Linked DNA regions of Homo sapiens: region 1 is linked to region 2. Evidence: read pairs that join two places in POLR2A ChIA-PET (ENCODE). Cell type or tissue: A673. All regions are shown on one strand. Links, peaks and the distances in the headings refer to the core of each region. The heading gives the core; the rest is flanking DNA. Region 1 overlaps NLK (nemo like kinase). Region 2 holds the start of LOC124900393 (small nucleolar RNA SNORA70).

Region 1 (12,424 bases), core at 2,801-10,800, 160 kb before region 2:
CAAAGTGCTGGGATTTGTACAGGTGTGAGCCACTGCACCCAGCCTTGTGTGAGTCTTGATAAGATTACTCTGGATAAAAAAGTTACATATATGCACAGAACCCATACAGTATATTTGGCATTCAAGTATCTGTAGACCAACTCGCTATTCCTTGGTAATAAAAAGAGAAGTATTTTTCTTTTCCTTTTTTTTTTTTTTTAAGAGACAGAGTCTTGCTCTATTGCCCAGGCTGAAGTGTAGTGGCACGATCACAGCTCACTGCAGCCTTGAACTCCCAGCCTCAAGTGATCCTCCTACCTGAGCCTTCTGAGTAGCTGGGACTACAGGCATGTGCCACCACGGCTGGCTTTTTTTTTGTTTCTTTTTTGAGGCAAAGTCTTGCTCTGTCTCCCAGGCTGGAGTGCAGTGGTGTGACTGATCTCGGCTCACTGCAACCTCCACCTCCCAGGTTGAAGCGATTCTCCTGCCTCAGCCTCCAGAGTAGCTGGGATTACAGGCACCTGCCACACGCGTGGCTAATTTTTTTGTATTTTTAGTGGAGCGGGGTTTTGCCATGTTGCCCAGGCTGGTTTCGAACTCCCGAGCTCAGGCAATCTGCCTGCCTCGGACTCCCCAAGTGCTGGGATTACAGGTGTGAGCCACCGCACCCACCCTCACTAACTTTTTTAAAAATTTTTTTGTAGAGACAGGGTCTCCCTGTGTTGCCCAGGCTGATCTCAAACCCTTGGTCTCAAGTGATCCTCCCATCTTGGCCTCCCGAAGTGCTAGGATTACAAGTGTAAGCCACCATGCCCAGCCTAAGTATTTCTTGTTTAAAAATGTGTGAGTCTATAAAGCTCTGAAATTATCTGTATTAGTCAAAATAAGGAGAGGTGGAGAGTGATGGGGAAGAGGCTCTAACTTATAACTTAATTTACATGTGTTTTACACAAGAATTTTTTTTTATTGTGTAAAGTGAAGTAATTTGATATTCCTGAAAAATTTTTACTGTGAATAGCTGTCTTCTTTTTTACTAGCCTGTGCAGGTTGGCAGCCAAATTCCAGACAATTCGTACAATTGAATTGCCTCACCATAAACAGTTCTTTCCCTTCCACTCTCAAAGTGAAACTACTCAAACTATTTTTGTGGTGAAGATATGTCATAGCTTAGCAAAGGGAACACTGGAAGAAGTACTAGAAGACATGAGTTTGAATCCTATCCTTGCCATTACTAGACTTAGGTAAGTCACTCAAGCTTTGGCTTTCTCATCTGTTAAACTGCACCAGTACACACACCCCTGCCTCCTAACATCATTGCTACTCATTTAGCAACCACCCAATGTCAGGGCCTGGGTTAGTTATTGAAGTAATGAAGATGAAAAAGACTTCTCTGGTGGGCAAGGAAGACAGGCAAATAAGTAGTTCTATATGCCAGTGAATGAGGACAGAGAACAAATTAAAAGGCAGAATTTTTAAAGACAACTGGGTATGGAATGAGTGGCTGAAGAAAATAAAATGAGTGATGTTAAGGCTACCTGAAATTTTAATTTTCTCCCTCCACCAAATTTCACCTTTCTTTATAGAAGGACACCTCAACAAATACAATAAAAATAAAAGTATCATTTCAGCCTAGAACAGCCATATTACATACTTTCTCCTTTTCTGTGTCAGTTTATTCATGCCAATGGTTCTTCAGAAAGACAACGATTAAAATTTTAGTTTCTAGCATTGGCTCCACAGGAAAGACGAAGTGCTACAGATACTGCATTTCTAAGTTCACTTTCTTCCCACTAACTCACCAGCCATTAGGTTAAAACCATTTGGACCACGATATCAGCAACAAACAAGAAGTTTACATTTCTCTTAAGTGCAATAGAATCAATCTGAATAAGCAAAAAAAAAAAAAAAAAAAAAAAAACCAAGAATGCTTAGAAATATGCCCTAGAACTGGGCACGGTGGCTCATGCCTGTAATCATAACCCTTTGGGAGGCCAAGGTGGGAGAACTGCTTGAGCCCAGGAAGTTGAGACTAGGCAACTTAGAGAGATCCTGTCTCTTTGTTTGAGTCTCACTCTGTCACCCAGGCTAGAGTGCAGAGGCGCGATCTTGGCTCACTGCAACCTCTGCCTCCCAGGTTCAAGCAATTCTCCTGCCTCAGCCTCCCGAGTAGCTGGGATTACAGGTGTCTGCCACCATGCCTGGCTAACTTTCTTTGTATTTTTAGTAGAGACAGGCTTTCACCATGTTGGCCAGGCTGGTCTTGAATTCCTGACCTCAAGTGATTTGCCTGCCTTGGCCTCCCAAAGTGCTGGAATTACAGGCATGAGCCACCATTCCCAGCCGGGAGACCCTCTCTCTTAAAATAAAATAAAATAAAAATAAAATAAAATAAAAAAGGCTAGGCAGGGTGGTATGTGCTTGTAGTCCCAGTTATTCGAGAGGCTGAGGTGGGAGGATTGCTTGAGCCTGGAAAATTGAGGCTGCAGTGAGCTATGCACTCTAGTCTGGGTGACAGAGCGAGACCCTGTCTCAAAAGAAAAAAAAAATATGCCCTAAACATCTCATTTGGAAATATTTTTGCCAATTCTCCTAACATTCACACATGTTAAATTTCCTCCTTTAAAATAAACTGCTCCATTTTCTGTTTGTTCTGCAAGTTTATAAGTAACTTAGCAATGTGGGAGTGAGTGGGTGCCAGTGCTGAATCATGAGGACAGGAAGGGGTATAAAGAGTTCTCTATTAATGACTATGATTAATTAAATGAAGCAAAGATGAGCTTCTGGACTTGGGTGAGTGGCCCTAAATGATATGCCAGAGTCATCATAAGCTAACTGCAGCATGCTGGTTGCTACAGCAGGGTCAGCTAGACCGTGCAAGTGTCCCGAGCAGACGTTCCTATTAGTTTTCATTCAACTACATGTAAGTTTTAGACCTTAGCTGGCAGTAAAGAAGCTGTGATGATCAGTCAGTAACATTAAGTGAGCATGCACAGTGAGTACACAATAGTAAGCACTCTGGGGTGACATAAATCCCCACCTATAAAATAAGTTTGAACTGAATGAACTCTCTAAGATCCTTAAAGTCTGTTAAATATAAGATATGGTTCCTGTCAGGAGACAGGACTATCTTCACTTCGCAAAAATATTGTTATCTATTTCTGACACAATTAGGTGGGAACAAACTGAGGAAAACTGAAGACCTAAACCTAATTATAAGAGAAGAACAAGAGGACTAAGAGCTGACAATAGACTTTTCAATCCTATCAACAGGTCAGTTGAAGAACTATCTTCTTTAATAGATACGTGGGCTGTGGCAGCTATACTTCCCTTCATTCAAGATTTTGAGTTGTAGAAAAGAGATAATAAACTTGAAACATCACACAGTGTTTTATTCTGCCCAGGATTCCCTGACCTTTAGGGAACCACCCCCTTTCACTCCCAAACCAAGTGGTTTGATTAGGCTTGATTGCAATCTCCCAACTCCTAAGGATGGGCACCTGACCCAGGCCTGGCCAATCAAATGATACCCTTCCTGAGCACCATGACCAGCTCCAGGATGGACACATGGTCTGAAATAGGCAAGGGACAGACAATGGGATGGCTAACCCAATATATACCCTCAACCCTCTTTTCCTTATCTGACTTTATTATATAGAACAGAAAAGCTAAATACTCACTTTATTAGCCTGTTTTGCAGCTAGGAGGTCACATATGACACAGTTCTGGATGATGACATATGAGCAGGAGTTTGCTAAGCAGGCTTCTAGGAAAGCTTTTGCTTTCCCGATTAAGGGAACAGATACTGCTAATGCACCTTCTTTCCTCCATTTTCTTGCTTTGAATATCGATGTGATTTCTGGACAAGCTACAGTCATATGGTGACAAGTTACCATATAGTATGCAGGCAACATTCTAAAGATGGCAGGGCAGAAAATGAAAAAGCTGGATCCTTGACACAAGTAAGCTACTCTATCTGCTCCAGACTATGGAGGAAACCTCTTGATATGAGGAAAACATGTATCTTATTTCTTAAACCACTATAATTTTCTACTACTTATAGCCAAACACATTCCTAATAAAAAGTCTTTCAAAGATTTTTTCTGGAGCTATTTAGGAAGCTCTTTCCAGAAGGATTGTTATGGTAATAGAATGTAGGCCTGGACTGCTGGCTCCATCTTTGCAAACACTTGGGGAAATCCTGTTTGAAAATGAAGGCAGAACACAGGAAAGCGGAGCAGAGGAGAGTCAGATTCCTGGCATGGAAGATCATCTCACAACCTGAATTCCAACAGGGCCTGAAGTCAGCTGTAGCTCAAGATTTTTCAGTTATGAGCCTTTAAGAGTTCCCTTTTTCGCTTAAGCCAGTTTAAACTAAGTTTCACTGGAAAGAGTCTTGACTAAACATGCCACATAGAAGCATTTATATTAACCAACACAAATACATTAATTTGACACATTAATCTGTGACTTTAAGATGACAGTCAAATAGGTTCTCCTTCTGTATATGTATACAGTTGACCCTTGAACAACACAGGTTTGAATTGCATGGGTCCACTTATATGTGAATTTTTTTCAATAGAAATTATATTGAGTGTGCCTGCCTCTCCTTCCACCTCCTCCACCACTTTCGCCTCTGCCACCCCTCCTTTCTCTTCCTCCTCAGCCTACTCAATATGAAGACAATGAGGATGAAGACCTTTATGATGATCCACTTACAAACAGTCTATTTTCTCTTCCTTATAATTTTTCTTAATAACATTTTATTTTCTCTGGCTTACTTTAAGAATACAGTATATAATACATATAAACATACAAAATGTGTTAATCGACTTATACATGGATTTTCAACTGTAGGCAGGGGGTTAGGGGGGTGGAGTTGGCACCCCAGCCCCTGCATTGCTTAAGGGCCCATTGTATTTGTGTGTTTTTAAAAGTCTCATATTCTATTTATACAAATATATGTAAATAAATGAATATAAATATGTGAATATATATCCGGAAAGATATTCTCAAGTTAATCCAGACAAGACTAGGATTGGGGGTGGTAGTTGCAGATAACTAACTTGCTGTAAAATTTTAATTTTATTTTATATGTTCTCACAGATTACCTGCAGATATACAAATGAAATTTTAATAAGTCTGCTGTGAATATGTAAGTGCCAGGCAGTGTATACTAGCTAAGAACATAGATTTTAGAGTTAAAGAAACCTAATTTTAACATCTGGCTTATGACATTAGGCATGTTATTTAACTTCTGTTAATCTTCCATTTCCCATCTGTAAAAAGGAATAGTAATGGTACATTATAGTGTTATTGTGAGAATTTAATGAGCTAGTATATAAGAAGTGTTCAGCACATAGCAAAGTTCTAATTATTGTTAGAAATTATGAACAAAAATGATAATTTATGTCTAACTTTGAGTAATTACTTAAATGAAAACTACTTGAAAGAAGCTTAGTTTTTCTCAGTCCAAACTCAAAAACTTGTATTGAATTTTTAGAAGTATTCTTCATGAGTTTAAACACCATCAATCTAATATTCCTATATTAAGTAATTTAAAATAAATACAGTGAGATTGAACTTGCCCCAGTTAGACCCCCAAATGAAGACCTCCCAATTGGCCTAAGCAGCATCACTGAGGATTACTAGGAGTCTTTTCTAAAAGCCAGAGGCTCCTTCTGTGTGCACACATTTTTATTTCATGTAAAGTGTTATACAGTTCACTGTATTGTTTGTAAGCTTAAAAGAAATTCACCCCAAATTTTTCTATGGATTTTCGTAAAGATCCTTTATGTTAAGGCATAAAAAAAACTGAAGCTTATCAAATGCCTTTTCTGCATCAATTGAGATAAACATGATTTTTCTTGCTTAAGGTGTTAAAAATATTAATAGATTTTTCTGTTATAAAATATTAATAGATTTTCTGTAGGTGAACCACCCTTGCATTACTGGGATAAACCCCACTTGATCACAATGTATAATTTTTAGAAGTCACAAGCTTTATCTGCTATTTTAGAGTCATAACTTTAATGGTTAATATTTATTAAATGTTTAGTATGTGCCAGGCACTATTCTATGTTCTCCTTACATGCATTAGCTCTTTTCTCACTGTAACAATTTAATGAGGTAAAACCATTTTTAATCACCATTTTACAGATGAATGAACTGATATACACAGAGGTTAAATAATCTGCCTAAGTCACAAAGGGAGGTACTAGTAAAGCCAGGATTCATACTCAATCTGTCTGAAAACCGTATTGTACAACTCCCAGTTCACCATTCAAAACACGTGCAACATGGTGAAACTGAGATTGACACTACACTATTTTTTTTTTTTTTTGAGACGAAGTCTTGCTGTGTCGCCCAGGCTGGAGTGCAGTGGCGTGATCTCGGCTCACTGCAAGCTCTGCCTCCTGGGTTCATGCCATTCTCCTGCCGCCTCCCGAGTAGCTGGGACTACAGGCGCCTGCCACCACGCCTGGCTAAATTTTTTTTTTTTGTATTTTTTTAGTAGAGACGGGGTTTCACCATGTTAGCCAGGATGATCTCGATCTCCTGACCTCGTGATCCGCCTGCCTCCGCCTCCCAAAGTGCTGGGATTACAGGTGTGAGCCGCCGCGCCCGGCTGACACTACACTCTTAATCACTACAGTCCAGAGGTTATAAATTGAGTACATAACCTGTGCAGAGCACTAAGCTAAACCCTATACATTTTGCAGAAAAGTCATGATGTACCAAAACATAAGCTATATTGTATATTCCAAAGACCAAATTAATCTTTTAAAGTAAAAAAAAAAAAAAAAAATCCAGGTGGCTACATACCAAATATAATCGTGTGTAGGTGTCTTCCAACCTCAGCTGTAAATAGCTATAACATGAATGGCAATACCTTCAAGCAGCTGCTAATAGGCCAACAAGAGGCACACAGGATATGCATCATGTGGTTGGTGAGTGGGCAGGGAGTGGGAAGTGAAAAGGTAGAATCTGATTGGTGGCTTAAGTAAAGAGCTTCAAGAACCTGTTGACATCTCATGAGAGTAGCGATGATAAAGATCAACTAGCAAACATAGATCAAAAACTGAATTTCCATACTGGAGGAAAAGTGGAAGCAGGCAATATGCTAGGTTTATTTACATTCAATTATGTATTGTTGGTATAACTTTATACACATCTAGCTGGATTAGTGCTAAAAGACCATGAACATCTGCCTAAGGAGACCACTTCAAGCAGTGGATAAAAGCCGTTTAAAGACTTTAAAGTCTCTGCAAAGTGCATCTAGCCATTAAGCGGAAATGGCCTCCTAACTAGTTTTCACTCCACCAGTCTTCTCTTCAAAATCAAAATATGCCGACACCAAGACTGGAAAGGGCTGCCCCTAACTTTTACCACAGTGCTCCCTTAAGGTCATCACTAAACTCAGTGATAAGCAAAGGGATTACTGTTAAGAGGCCAATTAATAGCAAAATATATAAGAAATGATTTGTTTAGACATCTCAACCTATTTAACTAGTTAAATAATAGTGGAACTTTGGATTTTCCTTTCCTCTTCTTTTGCTTTACAAAATAATATATTTACCCTTTTTTTATTTCATGGAAAGTCTTAGGTTTTTACAACTAACAGATTTTTAAAATTTTCACAGAAAAAGTACTCAATTGCCAGGAATGCTCAGAGCAGTGCACAGTGACTTTTGGTGCAGTAGGTTACATTTTCCAGCCGTTCTATCTAGACAGCAGACAGGAAACTCCTCAGGAAACCTTGTTCTTCAGGCTGCTGTTTAGCAACTCTTTGACACAGATGATTAATTAACTAGCAACCATTAACAACAGTTAAAACTCCTCTAGAGACAGAAGGGTAGCATAAGGGTGTCTGATCTTCTTCACTCTTCATTATTGTTTACCTTGAACCAGGCAAGATTTACTAATTAATGAAGTCAGTGAAAGAGGACAATTATTTTGCTACTTCTAAGGACACATTTACCAAGAGGCATTAGTAAATTAGTTTTATGTTCCTGATGCTGGCCAATAAATGGAACATAATAGATCTTGTTAGTTCCTTCTATAATATAGAACTTTCCTCTAGGTTAAGACTTACTGTGCTCTTCTCAAGGTGTTAGGGCCTCATATTATTTTACAGTTCTAAACCAAATGCAACAGAAACATGTAACCATCAGAGGGCTATTTAACATACAAGCATACATCTCTATTTACTAGCCTGGGCTGGTTTTAGAAGAGAACACACTTTACCTCATTGCCCTTTATGCCTGTGACAACAAAAGCTCTGGAGTCACACTAGAATTACAAAGAGAGAACCGCAAAGGGAAGGTGAGGTCTTCCCTTTGCCACCTTCCCTTTGCAAATGTCTGGCTGACAGTTTGAGAGGAGGAGTGTCAAATTCACTCTGTCATTTGGTACCATCAATCAGATAATCTAAACGTCCAATTCAAAAGAAACCAAAACTCAGGAAAATTTGTTGCTGGGTCATCCTGTTCAAGTCTTATCTGTTCTGTTTTAATTTGTTGCTCCTAGGAAAAGTATTCCCCTTATTCACTCTTCACATCATTAAGCTGTTCTGTCCAAAGGAGATAAGGAAGTGCTTGTAAAAACTGTTGCTAAATCAACAGGTGGAGATAAAAAACCATTTTGTCTTTCTCAGCAGTGACTTGGCTAGTTGCAAGTAATACTGATGAGTGCAAATCTGGCAATCTATCTTCATACTTCTTTTCTAACAACGTTCACATCTGATTCTGTGTTAGTGGCAAGAGTGCAATAGCAACAGCTTCACAGTCCTGGCTGGAATAAGAAATACGAGGTATTTTGGCTCAGTATTTGGAAAGGACATCTTGATATACATGTAGTAGGTTATGGCATTGAGGTCAAAGCTCCATCTCCAGTAATTTTTCCCATAGACACCAATAAATCAGGAGACACAAAGCCAAGGGTCATCTATTAGCAAAGGAGCTACACAAACACGCACTTTCTCCTACGGCATTAGGAATGAGATTTTATTCAGTTTGACAAATATTGAACATTTTCTTACTTAGGACCTTGATGTTAAAAAAAAAAATCCTACAGATAATACATTTGCTTAAAAATCCTTAATAGATTACTCTATTGGAAGGGAAATCTTGCCCAAACAGATGGTTACCAGAAAAAGATTCCCCCCTCCTCTCACCTGTTTATGAGGACCCCTGAGTATATGTGCCTTAGCGCCTTCACAAGCTGTCCTCATTGCTTCCAGTGATGGTGTGCCCAACAGATCCGTGATCAAATCCAACTACAAGGAAATAAAATACAGATAGATAGTAATCTCATGGAAATAACTTTTCATTACTCTTAAATCATAGCCTTAGAGAAGTGGACCAAATCTGGGGGAAAAAACCTTAAGACAAGCTCTAGATTAACTGACAGGAGCCCCTACTTTCACTTTCTGGCCTATTAAAAAAGATTTCTAGGAATTTATAATAAATAAATTCCTCATGTAAAGGAATTTAAAATAAATAAATTCCTCATGTAAAGGAATTTAAAATAAATAAATTCCTCATGTAAAGGAATTTAAATAAATTCCTCATGTAAAGGAATTTAAATAAATTCCTCATGTAAAGGAATTTAAATAAATTCCTCATGTAAAGGAATTTAAATAAATTCCTCATGTAAAGGAATTTAAATAAATTCCTGTTATTATTCCTATTTATTATTTAAAAGTTCCTATCTATCCTATTCCTATTTAACATATTATTTATTATATATAGGATTATCCTATATATTCCATTCCTATTTATCCTATTTCTATTTATCCTATTCCTATTTATTCTATTATTTAGTTCCTATTTATCCTATTATTTAAAAGTTCCTACTTATTTATTTAAAAGTTCCTATTTATATGATAGAAATATAGAAAATATGTTTTGATAAGCATGACATTCTAAGGCTATAGCAATTTGGGAGTCTGCATGTCTGTCCTGTTTTCTTGATACCATAGCATCTAAGATCTTTGCAAAGTTGAACTCCTCTTCTGTTGATGCCTAATGACTATTCTTTCCAAACAGTTAATGAATGGATTCTGATGCTTCAAATGGATTCAGGCTCACCAAGGTGCTAATCCACAAATCAGACACCTGTGATTTAATAAATACTGAAAATATTCACACCTGAAATGAAAGCTAAGCTCTCCATGCTTGGGCCAGTACACATCCTTTACATTCTAGTCATGCTAGAAATCTCTTACGCTGGCAGAAAACTGTGACACTTAGAAAAATATGACACCACATAAGACCACATTTAGCTAGCTGGACACAATAAAAGAGACCAATAAAACAGTCTTCTTGCAAACAAGTCTTTGGGTAGCAAACTATCTTACCAATTTTCTGTAGTGTCACAATTGTTCTAACTTCATAACCTAATTAGCAATAACATTTCATTTGGATCCTTCCAGGATGGGAAATTCTTACCTAGAGAACACTTCTTTTCCTGGTTCTGGGCTTGCCGAATATAAAGCACTATTTTCTGCACTTATCTAAACCATGGGGTAGCCATCAGCATCAACACCCTACAGGTTAATGGAGATACTTGAGAAGCTTGCTTTCCACAGAAATAAAGATCTCTATACAAAGCTTTTTGGGAAAAGTGTGTAGGTGATACTTTTGGATCTCTAACAACCACACTAAAGGCAGAAGGAAATGACTAGCTTATAAAAACAAACTGAAACATTCAGAAAGTTGTCTAAAATGGGTCAGATCCATACATGAGAAACACTTTTATGATGTCTGCTAGTACCAGGGTAATTAAATCTCAAAGATACAGAGAAAATACAACAGGAAATAATGACTTCCATTAGAAGTTAGAGCCTTTTCCTATTTTAGATCTTCATTTCTCACCCCAACACACACCAACAATTAGACAGACATGAATTCTCCTGCAGTGGCTATGTCAGACTGCCAAACTGAAGATCTATGTATTTCTCTAGCAAAGGGATATCTGAACTCCAGTCCAGTTGCTTCACACTTTCCCTCACATATTTTTTGCAGCAGCAATTCAAGATTCTTGTTCCATATATAGGATTTGAATACTTCCTTATTATTTTTTACTTAAGCTTTTCTGTATGCAAGGTAGTAGTCACATCCATTTTATGACAGCTTATGTCCAGATATGATAGTCTTACAGGTTAAGTCTGTTAAACTTTACTTTCTGAAGAAATTGAAAAGTGAATATTGTCAAAAGTACCCAACATTAGATTAAGTATTATATGTACATAATTTTTTTAACACCAGAATCAATTTTTAAGATGTAAACTTTAAAAAAGACAGTTAAAACGTATAGCATAGAAAAATTTAAATGTTGATAAAAGCAGATATAGTTTCTAACATATTAGGTAAAAATTCTTTGTAGAAAAAGCATAAAAGAAATAATTCTGTCTGGTCAAGTGCATTAATTATTTACAAAGACACAGTAGTCAGTGTGATCTTTTAAAATGTCATCAATCAAATCTTAGTATTCCTTTGGTCAAAACCTTCATTTAAGTTTTCTATCACACTTAGAATAAAATCTTAAGGCTTTATCATGTCACCATGGCCAGGTTCTTTCTCACTTTCTGACCTCATTTCCTACAGCGTCTTCCATCACATACCTTCCCTCCAACATGCCATGCTTGTTCCTGCCTCAGGGGCTTTGTTATGGTGGTTGTCCCTCTTCTTGGAACATTTCTCCAGCATCTTACTGCCTTATTTTATGTGGGTGAAATGTTATATCCTCAGAGAATCCTTTAGTGCCTGCTCTGCTCTGCCACCATTGTCTGTCCCTAACCTGGCTACATTTTTCTTTATGGAACTTCCATTACTTGGAATCATATTTATTTGCATATTTATTTTTGTCTCATGTAAAAGTTTCACAAAGGTTAAGAACAATGCTGTCTTATTTACTGCTGTATCCCTAGAGTCCTGGCACACTACCACCATCGTAATTGCAAACATTTACAGAGTGCTTACTATGTGCCAGGCCCCGTTTTCAGCTTTCCTACTTCATTGTACAACAATCCTCAGAACAGTTTTAGGGGCCAAAAAAAAAAAAAAAAAAGAAGAAGAAGCAGCAAAAAAAAAGGAACACAGAGGTTAAGTAACTTACCCAAGATTTAACATAAGTGGTGCAGCTAGGATTTGAACCCACCAATCTGATTTCACAGCCTGAGCTCATAGTTACTACATTATTTTCATGCAAGCAAATTAATACAAAATACCCAGTAATTATGTCAATATGTGTATTAGTGAATAATTAGCTTTAAAGACAATTCAAGTAACATGAATGGCTTCTAAAGGATTCTCTGAGGAAATTATATTTTAATCATCTCCTGATGTTCTCTGCCATATTTAGATATTTTAGTCCAATAATAAAGGTTAGAAATTTTCCTAAATGTTCAGATTTCAAGAAATCAACACACTAAAAATTTATATTC
Region 2 (12,424 bases), core at 1,601-9,600:
AGACAGGGTCTCACTCTGTCACCCAGACTGGAATACAGTGGCGTGATCTCGGTTCACTGCAACCTCTGCCTCCCAGGCTCAAGCGATTCTCCTGCCTCAGCCTCCCAAGTAGCTGGGACTACAGGTGTGCACCACCATGCCTGGCTAATTTTTGTATTTTTAGTAGAGATGGGGTTTTGCCATGTTGGCCAGGCTGGTCCTGAACTCCTGACCTCAGGTGATCTGCCTGCCTCGGCCCCCGAAATGCTGGGATTACAGGAGTGAACCACTGCATCTGGCTCGACAATCCTATTTTTAATGCCATATTCCCAAACCTAGTAACGAGGCAGAGAGCCTCCATTCTAGCGGGCTGCGGGATGCAAAGTCGGGTCTGAAGTACATGAAAGGACAGCCAGGAGCTGTGTCAGTTGCTCATGCCGCCATGTTCTGGGTAAATATCTCAGACAGCATTTGGGCTGCATGATATACTGGTGTAAATTCAGAAGCAGACTCTAGCACTAGCAATATCTTCAACTGACAATAAATTATTTTCATTGCCCTAAGGTCCATGTTGTTGGAATGCACTCAGATTATAGTCCATTACTGAGTAATAACAGTTGTCATTTGTTGAGTGCTACCTATGCAGAGGGACAATTTTAAGTGTTTTAATATATTATCTTATTTAATTCTCTTAGCAACCCTATGAGGATGGTACCTTCTTTGTCTTTTTTTTTTTTTTTTTTTTGAGACAGAGTTTCACTCTTGTTGCCCAGGCTAGAGTGCAATGGAACAATCTAGCTCACTGCAACCTACACCCCCACCAGGTTCAAGTGATTCTCCTGCCTCAGCCTCCCGAGTAGCTGGGATTACAGGCATGAGCCACCATGCCTGGCTAATTTTGTATTTTTAGTAGAGATGGGGGTTTCACCATGTTGGTCAGGCTGGTCTTGAACTCCCGACCTCAGGTGATCCGCCTGCCTCGGCCTCCCAAAGTGCTGAGATTACAGGTGTGAGCCGCCGCACCCGGCCAGTCTTCATTTTTAAGATAAGGAAACTGAGGCATACAGAACTGAGTACTTTATCCAAGGTCATGATTAATTAGTGGCAGAGACTGAATTGGGCCAAGGCAGCCTCACCCAGGTGTAACCTATATTGCTTTTCTATTTTTATTAAACATGTACTCTTTTCTAGGCACTGGACTAGTCAACTACAGGAATTGATAAAATAAAATCTAGGACCTCAAAAAGCACTCAGTCTAGTGGGGAGGAGTTACAACATAATGTAGGAAGTACTGCATATTTATCCCTCTGATGCAGATTTATTTTTCTCCAAAGCATCCTTTATTGCCAACTAGCAAACTACATATTTACATCCTTGTTTTTTTAATTTTCTGTCTTCCTTTACTCAAACTATAAACTCTATGAGGGCAGGGTCTTCATTTTGTTCACTTTATATCCTAGTATCTAGAGATGTGTCTGGCAAGTAAATTTGTAGAAGCTGCGTTCAAGGAACAGGAGTGGAAATTAAATAAAAATGAACAAAAGATGTCACAAAATATCACAGGATTCTTCCTCAGTAATCTGGACTGACCAAATCTTCATGCAATGGAGTATGCTGAAAGCTTCAGGGAGAAGAAAGGGCATCAGCTAGAACTCCGGTAGTGAAGCTGCCCTTTAGATGTCCTGGAGTTATTTTGGGTGTATGTACCTTTACACTCCAGTCATCCCCCCACCTCCCACATCCTCTCCAACCACACCGAACAGGTTGTTGTTTTCTACAAATTGATATACCTTCACGCATTCTGTTCCCCTTCCCAGAGGACCTTTCTCCTGTGCCCCCTTCTACCTTCACTTCCTTTCTGCTTTGCCACCTCAATTGTATCCTTCAAAACTCAAATCAGCTGTCACTTCCTCATTGCGATGACCCACCTCTGTGCTCCCATATCACCCTCTACAATCATCCAGTGCTAAAAATCACTGTTTTATTTGTCTCTGCCCTACACTGAAGACTTCTTGAGAGCAGAGTCCATGTCTTATTCAGCCTATATTTCCAAACCAAACACTATGCCTGATATGAGAATGAATGGTGAAATGGAAGATCTCTCCCCCACGGCTCCACTACACAAACACACATACATCCCACTCACAGTAGTGACTGTGTCCTCTAATTCCAGTACTCCCTTCACTAAGCTATGACAGTGCTCCATACAGAAGTTGTTTCAATAAATACAATCATGAAAATATAAAAAGTAATATCAGGGGAGTACTTTTACAACTAAGTAGGAAAACATGTTACAACGCTATACAATGCTACAAAGTAAAATAGTGTGCTAAATGTGCAAAAGCAAACAGGCAAATCAATGAAATAGAGTAGAAATCCCATAACAAATAAAAGTTTGTAGAAGCCAATTAAGCCAACTGAGTTTCTTTCCTCACAGGGACCTGGTGTGCCATGGCTGCAAACAGCAGCTTCCTTGTCAGGGTACGCAGACTGTTTCTTGGATGGGTTGCTCTAAGGGACCTTGGAGACAGGCCTTTCAAATGTATGTTCATGTCTCTGACCTTGCACTACCCCCAGTGTAGGCTCCAAACAGATTCCTTGGGAAAGCCCCAGGGCACTGTGGCCAGGGTTCACATAGGCCAAGTCATCATGTCCATGCGCACCAAGCTGCAGAACAAGCAGCTTGTGATTGAGGACCTATGCAGGGCCAAGTTCAAGTTACTTGGCTGCCAGAAGATCCGCATCTCAAAGAAGTGGTGCTTTACCAAATTCAAGGTGGATTAATTTTTTTTTTTGAGATGGAGCTCGCTCTGTTGCCCAGGCTGGAGTGCAGTGGCGCAATCTCAGCTCACTGCAACCTCCACCTCCCAGGTTCAAGCAATTCTCCTGCCTCAGCCTCCCAAATAGCTAGGACTACAGGTGTATGCCGCCACCCCCAGCTAATTTTTTTTGTATTTTAGTAGAGACGGGTTTTCACCATATTGCCCAGTCTGGTCTCGAACTTCTGAGCTCAGGGAATCCGTCCGTCTTGGCCTCCCAAAGTGCTGGGATTACAGGTGTGAGCCACCACGCTGGGCCCAAGGTGGATGAATTTGAAGATACGGTGGCTGAGAAGTGGCTCCTCCTACATGGCTGTGGGGCCAAGTACATCCCCAGTCGTGGTCCTCTGGACAAGTGTCCGGCCCTGCTCTAGTGAGGGCTTCCACTGTGCTGCCCCCTCCTGATGCCCACCAGTAAATCCTACTTCCTGTCCACCTATTTTTAAAAAAGTATATATAAGTATATTTCATGACAGTGACATTTTCTAATCAATTATGAAATGACCAGTTATTCAGAAAATGCTAAGACAAATTGGTTAAAGATCTGGGGTAAAAAAGAACACTCAAATTCCTATATCATATCATATGCCATTATAAATAAAGATGAATTCAGTACGCCTGTAATCCCAGCACTTTGGGAGGCCGAGGCAGGCAGATCATGAGGTCAGGAGATTGAGACCATCCTGGCCAACATGGTGAAACTCTGTCTGTACTAAAACACAAAAAATTAGCTGGGCGTGGTGGCACAAGCCTGTAGTCTCAGCTACTCGGGAGGCTGAGGCAGGGGAATTGCTTGAACCTGGGAGGCAGAGGTTGCAGTGAGCTGAGATGGCACCACTGCACTCCAGCCTGGCGACAGAGCAAGACTCCATCTCAAAAAAAAAAAAAAGTAATAACTCATATTATTGTTTACTATTTGCCAGACCTGATACCAAGTATGTCATAAGCATTAACTAATCTGAGCATCATGACAATTCTATGAGGTTGGTACTATTAATTTTATTTCTATTTTCAGATGTGTAAACAGGTTCAAAGAATTTAAGTTGATCAAGGGCTCATGACTAATAAGTCAGGGGAACTTGTACTCAAATCTAGGACCAACTAATCCAATAGCTGTGACTTACTTTTGTGTGTGGGTGTAGCTTATTCTTTTTAAAAATTTATTTTTAATTGACAAAATATAATTATATATATTTATGGAGTACAATGTGATGTTTTGATATATGTATTCGATGTGGAATGATTAAATTAAGCTAATTAACATATCCATCACCTTATATACTTATCATTTTTTTGGGGTGAGAACATTTGAAATTTACTTTCTCAGCAATTTTGAAACATGCAACACAGTATTATTAACTATAGTCACCATGCTGTGCAATAGATCTCAAAAACTCCTTCCTCTTGTCTAACTGAAACTTTGTATCCTACAGCTTTTACTCTTAACCAGTGTACTATGGTATTTTTTACTAAAGAAGTCTTAACACTCACACAACTGAGGAATTACCACTAAAAGAAAATGTTTGGAGTAGGGAAGACATTTCTCAATATAATTTAAAAAACATTAGCTTACAGCAGAAACTGTAAAGAAAAAGACTGCTAGATTTGAAATAAATATTTAAAAATTATATGATAAACAAAAGGCAAATTTAACACTCAGAAATCTTTACTTATAGATAAGGAGTTGCTGGGCACTATGGCTCATGCTTGTAACCCCAGTACTTTGGGAGGCCAAGGTGGGAGGATCGCTTGAGCCTAGCCCCAGTTTGAGACCAGCCTGGACAATAAAGTGAGACCCTGTATGTCTAAAAAAAAAAAAAAAATAGCCATGCGTAGTGGTGCATACCTGTAGTACCAGCTAATAAGGAGGCTAAGGCTGGAGGATGGCTTGAGCCCAGGAGTTCAAGGCTGCAGTGAGCTATGATGACACCACCACACTCCAGCCTGGGTGACAGAGCAAGATCCTGTCTCAAAAAAAACAAACAATAAAAAGGTTTAGTCTTAATTTTTGAAGAAATTTTATAAAACAATAACAACAACAAAAATCCAAATAGAAAGAAATGGGCAAAGAACACAAATGAAAATATTTAAATAGCCAGTAAAATTCACCCCAAAAGTTTAGCCGTAGTAGTGATCAAAGACATGCAAATTTGAACAATACTTAGATTCCATTTTTTCTGTATCAGATTGGCCAAATGAAAAATACTGTTAAAATCCGGTGTTGATTTTTTTATAGGGAAATCAGCCACTCATGAATATACTGCGGCTGGGACTGTAAATTCTTATAGCCATTTTGGAGAGTGATTTGTTAATATGTCTTAAAAGCATTAAAATACCTTTGACCCAAAAATTCCATATCATGATAAAATAGAAATAAGTGCAGAGATGAATGTTCATAAAATTGAAAGTTTGACTGAATAAAGTGGCCAGCAATAGGGGACTGGTTATGTAAATTACAGAATAACCCCATACTGGAATAATATGCAGCCTTAAAGTGATACAGATTTTAAACTCTGCTTCCAAGGGTTCCATAGAAATCCTATAGAACTCTTCGGAACCCTATGGAATCCTTTCACTAACCTATTGGAAGGTAGTAAAACGTAAATATGTAGCTAGAACTGAGGCTCCCACCTCTTTCCTTAGCCAGAACAGCTCACTTCCTATCTGTTCTATGTATTAGGGTTTTGAGTCAGAATCCATTAAAAGGCAGGGGAGGATATTTCATTAACATTGAAAAAAACTAACATTGTTGAGAAATATGTCTGAAGCTACTAACTGGCCTGTTTTATTTTATTTTGAGACAGGTTCTCACTCTGCTGCCCAGGCTGGAGTGCAGTGGTATGACCATGGCTTACTATAGCCTTGGCCTTTTGGGCTCCAAGCGATCCTCCAGCCTCAGCCTCCTGAGCAGCTAGGAGTACAGGCATGTACCACCACACCTGGCTAATTTTTTATTTTTTGTAGAGACAGGGTCTCACTATGTTGCCCAGGCTGGTTTTGAACTTCTGGGCTCAAGCAGTCCTCTTACCTCAGCTTCCCGAAGTGCTGGGATTACAGGTTTGAGTCACCATGACTGGCCCTAACTGGCCTTTAAATAAATTACTCATTTTTACTGGGTCCAAGTTTCTTTTCTTTTTCCCATCTGAGGTAGGAAAACAAGGCTGTCCAGCTTGTGTTGGTCCTGACAATGATCCTTGAGGGCTGGACTTGGCCTCCAGCCATGGCTAAGGAGAAAAGGGAGCCTCCCAGTGTCCTGATCTACAAAAATGAGACAAACACCTAAGGTCCTTGCCAATAAAAAATTCTAAGAGACTGAACTTCCACTCCAGGTTTCAAGTGTTTGTGTCTGAAATCACACCCATGTCTGCTTCCCTCCCAAAGGTTTCTCCTTGGGATGACGCTGAAGCAGTGAAGTTCCCCAGAGCTGTTATGGAGACCTGGATACGCAGCACTGTGCAGAGGGCAACATCTTGGATATGCCTCTTTAAAGGATGAATAGACTTGGAGGGAGGCCACATAGATAAGTCCGACTGGGGGCACTGCATGGGATGACAGATCTGAAATGTGTCATCTCTGCTCTGACCCCAATCTCTGTACCCTTTTTTACTCATAAGCTTTTTATTTTAGAATGGTTTTAGATTAACAAAAACGTTGTAAAGACAGTATGGAGTTCCCATATACCGCTTACAAAGTTTCCCCTATTGCTAACATCTTACATTACTGAGGTACTTTTGTCACAACTAAAGAACCAACATTGGTACATTGTTATATATATATATATATATTTTTTTTCTTTTCTTTTCTTTTTTTTTCAGAAACAGGGTCTTGCTATGTTGCCCAGGATGGCTTCAAACTCCTGGACTCAAGCGATTCTCCTGCCTCAACCTCTCAAGTAGCTGGTACTACAGGCACGAGCCAATGCACCCTGGTATATTAATATTAACTAAACTCCACACTCTATCCAATTTCACTGTTTTTAAAAGTGTCCCTTTTTGGTTCCAGGATCCCAGGCAGGATATCACATTACATTTAGTTGTTATGTCACTTTAGCCTCCTCTGATCTGTGACACTCCCAGACTTTTCCTGTCCTTGATGACCTTAAAGATTTTAAGTGGTACTGGTATGTTGTAGAATGTCTCTCAATTTGGGATTTTTTTTTTTTTTTGAGGCAGGGTTTTACTCTGTTGCCCAGGCTGGAGTGCAGTGGTGCAATCATAGCTCGCTGCAGCCTCCAACTCCTGGGCTCAAGCGATTCTCTCATATCGACTTCCAAAGTGCTGGGATTGTAGGTGTGAGCCACCATGCTTAGATTTTTTTTTTCTTAAGACAGTCTCACTGTGTTGTCCAGGCTGGAGTGCAGTGGCGTGATTAATCAGAGCTCACTGCAGCCTTGGCTTTCTGGGCTCAGCTGATTCTCCCACCTCAGCCTCTCGAATAGCTGGGACCACAGGTGGGCACCACCACACCTGGTTAATTTTTGTATTTTTTGTAGAGGCAGTTTTCGCCATGTTGCCCAGGCTGTGCCTGATGGATTTTTTTTGAAATGAATACCTTAAATTTACTCATTTGCCCAGTTGCAAGATTCTCCAAGGCTTTATTTATGCTGGCGTAGCCAGCATCTTTTTAAAAAATGACATTTATATATACTCACTTAGGTAAATTAATGTACCCATCTCAACTGTTCCCTTTGGCTACACGGACAAACTCATATTCCAAAGAATATGACCCTAAAACTGAAAAGATGCAACAACGCTTCAGGCTTTGTGCTGATACATTTGTTAGAAACATTGGATGAGATGATACAGAGCATTTTACACCGTGCCTGACACATAATTGGCACTCAATACATATTAGCTATTGTTATTGAGAAGTACTAGGTCTTTTCTTCTTACATTTCTTGGCATTTGTTAAGTCATGACATTGTGCCAGAGATTACATGGATGGAAAGGTAAAGTGTAAGGAGTAAGGAGATGGGGTGAGAGGCATTTCATGATTTGTCAAATTTTGAATAAAGGAACCTCACTTCTTACAAAAATAAAAAGTACTGGAAATGCAGTAGTAAGTAAAGAACAAGGATGTACACCTGAAGGTAATATTATAAATCAGGAATATAGGAAAAACCACCTGGACCTGGCCTGGCTTTTTTTTTTTTTTCAGGTTCTCACTCTGTTGCCCAGGCTGGACTGCAGTGGCATAATCTTGGCAGCCTTGACCTCCCAGGCTCAGATGATCCTCCCATCTCAGCCTCCTGAGTAGCTGGGACTACAGACACACCCACTATGTCTGGCTGGCCTTGCATTTTGATTTGTTAAAAAATATTTAGTGATAACTTACTATGTGCCAGGCATTGTGTTAGGCATGAGGATACAACAGTTAATAGACAGATTTGGTTCTTACCCTCATGGAGTTTGCTGTCTACTGAGGGACACAACAGTTAATAAAGTAAACATTTCTAGCCATTGAAACTATAAATAATAACAATAAACAAATAAACAAATGGATATGCAATTATAAATTGTGGTAAACAATAACCATCTCTAACAGACAATTCAAACTCGATTTGTCCAAATTAAGTTCTTTTTTCCCTTGTGCCTTGTCCAGTGTTCTCCATCTCAGTAAATGACACCATCATTCACCAATTACTTAGGTCAAAAACCTTGAAGTGATCCTTGACTCAGAATTTTCCCATATCTCAGTCAATCTTGTCTTTTGGCTGTACCTTCCAAAGTTATCCTGAATTCAACCTCTTCTTGCCATTCCTGAGACTACCCTATTGCCCAAGGCATCATCATCTCTCACCAGGAATATACAATGCATCTTGCTGCTTTTAACCTTTCTCCTGTGAGGACTCTTCTCTGCACACCAGTAAGAATGATCCTTTTTAGCATTCTCCCCAGATATATAATGCCCAGGAATAAGTTTAACCAAGGTGATGAAAGACTTGTACACTGAAAACTATAAAAGCATTGCTGAAAAAATTTAAGGAAGACCTATAGAAACGGAAAGACATTCCTTGTTCATAGGTTGGAGACTTAATATTATTTAGATGGCAGTAAAGCCCGAAGTGATTTACATACTCAATGCAATCCCTATCATAATTTTAAAGACTTTTTTGCAGAAATGGAAAAGCCAATCCTCAGATTAAAATGTAATTGCAAAGGACCTCAAATAGTCAAAATGATATTGAAGGAAAAGAACAATGTTGGAAGAGTTATACTTCCCAATTTCAAAACTTACTACAAAGGTACACTAATTAAAACTGTATGGTACTGGCATAAGGATAGAGATATAGAAGAGAATTGAAAGTCCAGAAATAAACTCACACGTTTATGGTGCTGATTTTTGACAAGGACACCAAGTCCATGCAATATAGAAAGAATAATCTCTTCAACAAATGGTGCTGGGACAATTGGATAACCACATACAAAAAAATTAAGTTGGATACCTACTTCATACCATAAGCAAAAATTACCTTAAAATGCATTAATGACATAAATACAAGAGTTAAAACCACAGAACTCTTAGAAGAAAACAAAGATAAATCTTCATGATCTCGGATTTGGCAATGAATTCTTACATAGAACACCAAAAGTATGAGCAATAAACAAATAAATTTTGTGCCTCAAAGGATAGTTTTAGAAAGTAAAATGACAACTTACAGAATGGTCAAAAATATTTGTAAATTATATATTTGGTAAGGGTCTACTATCTGGACTATAAAGAACTCTTACAACTCAACAATAAAAAGACAAACAACCCAACTTTAAAGTTGGCAAAAAGTGCAGGGCAGGGTCGCATGTGCTTGTAGCCCCAGCTACTCAGGAGAAGAATTGCTTCAGCCTAGGAGTTCAAGTGTAGACCAGGTAATATTGCAAGATCCAGGCTCTAAGAATAAATAATTATTTTTTTTAAATGGGAAAAAACTTGAATAGACATTTCTCCAAAGAGAATGTACAAATGGCCAACAAGCACATAAAAATACTAAGCATCATTAGTTATTAGGGCATGACACCTACTAAGAGGGCTATAATTAAGAAAAGATAGATAATAGTAAGTGTTGATCAGGATGTGAAGTAATTGGAACCCTCTTATATCGCTGGTGGGAATGTAAAATGGTTCAGCCATGGTGGAAAACAGTTTGTTGGTTCCTTAAAATGTTAAATACAGAATTATCATATGACCCAGCAATTCCAAGAAGTGTATAAATGAGGACTGTATTTGTCTGCTACTCAAAGACATGTACATCCATGTTCACAACAACACTATTTACAATGGCTGAAAGGTGGAAACAGCCCAAATATCCATCAATGGATGAATGTATAAACAAATTATGGCATATCCATACAATGGAATGTTATTCAGCCATGAAAAGAAATGAAGTACGGATAAACACTACAATGTGGATGACCCTTGAAAACATTGTGCTAAATGAAAGGAGCCAGACACAAAAGGTCATCTATTGCATGATTCCATTTACATGAAATATTCACAATAGGAAAATCCAAAGAGATAGAATGAAGATTGATGTTTGCTAGAGGCTGGGGGCAGGAGAGAATAGGGAGCAACTGCTTAATGGCTAAGGGATTTCCTTTTGGGGTGATGACAATGTTTTGGAAGATAGAGGTGGTGGTTGCCCCACATTGTGAATGTGATACATGTCACTAAATTGTTCGCTTTAAAATGGTTAATTTTATGTATGAGAATTTCACCTTAAAAAAAAAAAGCCCTTGAAGGTCTGGGGTGGTGGCTCACACCTGTAACCTTTGGAAGGCCAAGGTGGGTGGATTGCTTGAGCTCGGAAGTTTGAGACCAGCCCGGGCAACATGGTGAAACCTTGTCTCTACCAAAAATATAAAAACTTAGCTGGGCATGGTGGCGTGCATCTGTGGTCCCAGCTACTTTGGAGACTGAGGTAGGAGGAACCGTTGAGCTTAGGGGGCAGAGGTTGCAATGAGCCAAGATTACTCCACTGCACTCCAGCCTGGGAGACAGAGTGAGATTCCCTCTCAAAAACAAAAACAAAAACAAATACAAAACAAAACAAAACAAACAAAAAGTCCTTTTAAGAAGATTCTATCATTTCACCATTAGTGGTTTAAGATGAGGTTGAAGAGTAAGCTTAGGCCATATCAAGCAGGGACTTGGAATCAAGCTTTATGGGATGCCAAATCATGATTAATCAAAAGCTATTCACCATGAAAGACTGCTTTCTTGGGGACCAGAAATATAGACGAGTGTTTTCTCTTCCTTTAAGAGAGGGGGCCAGAAGGTTGTTTGAAGAAGCAAGGAATTAGCACCAGGGATATTAGGTTGATTGATGCCTACTGACATCAGCCTCGGGTGGCCTGACTCATCCTTCTTGTGATAGTGATGGTTTTGCCAATGGTTCATGATACTTAAGGTCTAATTGCTGAGGCTCCCTCAGGGATGGGCACTACCAGTCCTTGCTTCAGTGGCTTCCCTTCGTCTATGTTCTCTTGACTGACCAACCTTCTCTTTCCTCTGCACTATCCATCCATTCAATTTGGCACATTCTTTAGGTTTGGTAATATCTTCAGTTATGCCTAGGAGCTGCCCCGTCTCCTTCAGGTGACTAAGCATATGTCTAATCCCATCCACATCTTATTTAAGGCCCATGGGGTGTGTGTGTGTGTGTGTGTTTTTTAATGGGCACCTCATTTATAGACTCCATGTAGCCACAATACTCCCAAAGTAACTCAAATGGCTGGATAATTCTCTGTTCAGTAGCTTTCAATTAGGACTAAATCAAGTGAAGTAAAATCATCTACGGAGATTTTCTGAACTTTATATGATTAAAATCCTACCCCAAGCTAATTCTGACAGACCAGAGGATTGGGGTGGGTGGAGTGGACAAGCATGAATATTTTAGATTATCTCTGCTGTGATTCTGAAAACCTTTCTCCATTTCCATCCTTGTGATAACTATCATATACTTCAAAGGGGCTACTGGCTCTGGGCAGGAATCTGACACACAGAGATGCTTACCAAGGTAACTGTCCCTTTAACATATGAATCCAGAGCCCAGTTGCTTTTGAAGGGACAGGAAGATCCCACAAAACTGCCTTGGATACTTCTCCATCAGCCAAGTCTTTGCCACTATTTTTGTTTCAGAACCACCCACTTAGTTGAGGCTTTCTTTCTCAGGAAAGACATTTACCCACCAGAGTTCTCACCCACCAGAGAGTGGGAAAGAAGAGAACTGGTGGAAGTAGGAGCTGCAAGGCAAAAAGAATATTTGTCACTTGCAGACTGATTCTGCCCCTCTACTACTTCTTTGCAACAGGAAAGATGGACACTACAGGGATTTAGAAGTGAAGAAAAGGGTGAATGATTTCACAATTTACTTTGTGGTGGTAGAGGGTAGAAATGCAGGTCGAATCCCCTTCATAAATGATCAAATCCCTCAACTCCTTGGAATCTGGGTTGATGAGATAAGCAGAGTACAATGCCAGCTTCAGATTACTCCAATTGCAGATGGCGGTGCTTGTCAATGGAGATGATCATTTTTCCATGGGAGATTTGGAAGATAAGAGGAAGAGGAACCAGTATTACTATTAAAATTCTAACAGCATTGAGTTGGCCATTTGATTCTTTGGGTTTGGACA

Evidence for each region. Peaks named below come from ENCODE experiments on the same cell type or tissue, not always from the same donor. Only the 100,000 strongest peaks of a DNase experiment are listed, where the experiment ranks them.
Region 1: POLR2A ChIA-PET joins it to region 2 with 5 read pairs; 2 of 35 experiments call an interaction of 5 or more read pairs at or near these places.

Annotation. Positions count from the first base shown.
Region 1 is chr17:28,169,346-28,181,769 of GRCh38, reverse strand. NLK (nemo like kinase) reads right to left here. Exons shown (of 11, transcript NM_016231.5): 7 at 9,152-9,253. Among named protein-coding and RNA genes, the nearest start is that of NLK, 130 kb to the right of the region's middle. In A673, for the core only: no CTCF peak of the experiment used is centred there; a DNase peak (open chromatin) is centred at 7,739; H3K27ac peaks cover 523 bases.
Region 2 is chr17:28,012,418-28,024,841 of GRCh38, reverse strand. It overlaps LOC124900393 (small nucleolar RNA SNORA70), which reads left to right and starts at 2,378; the gene lies at 2,378-2,512. It also overlaps the pseudogene LOC124900402. In A673, for the core only: no CTCF peak of the experiment used is centred there; no DNase peak of the experiment used is centred there.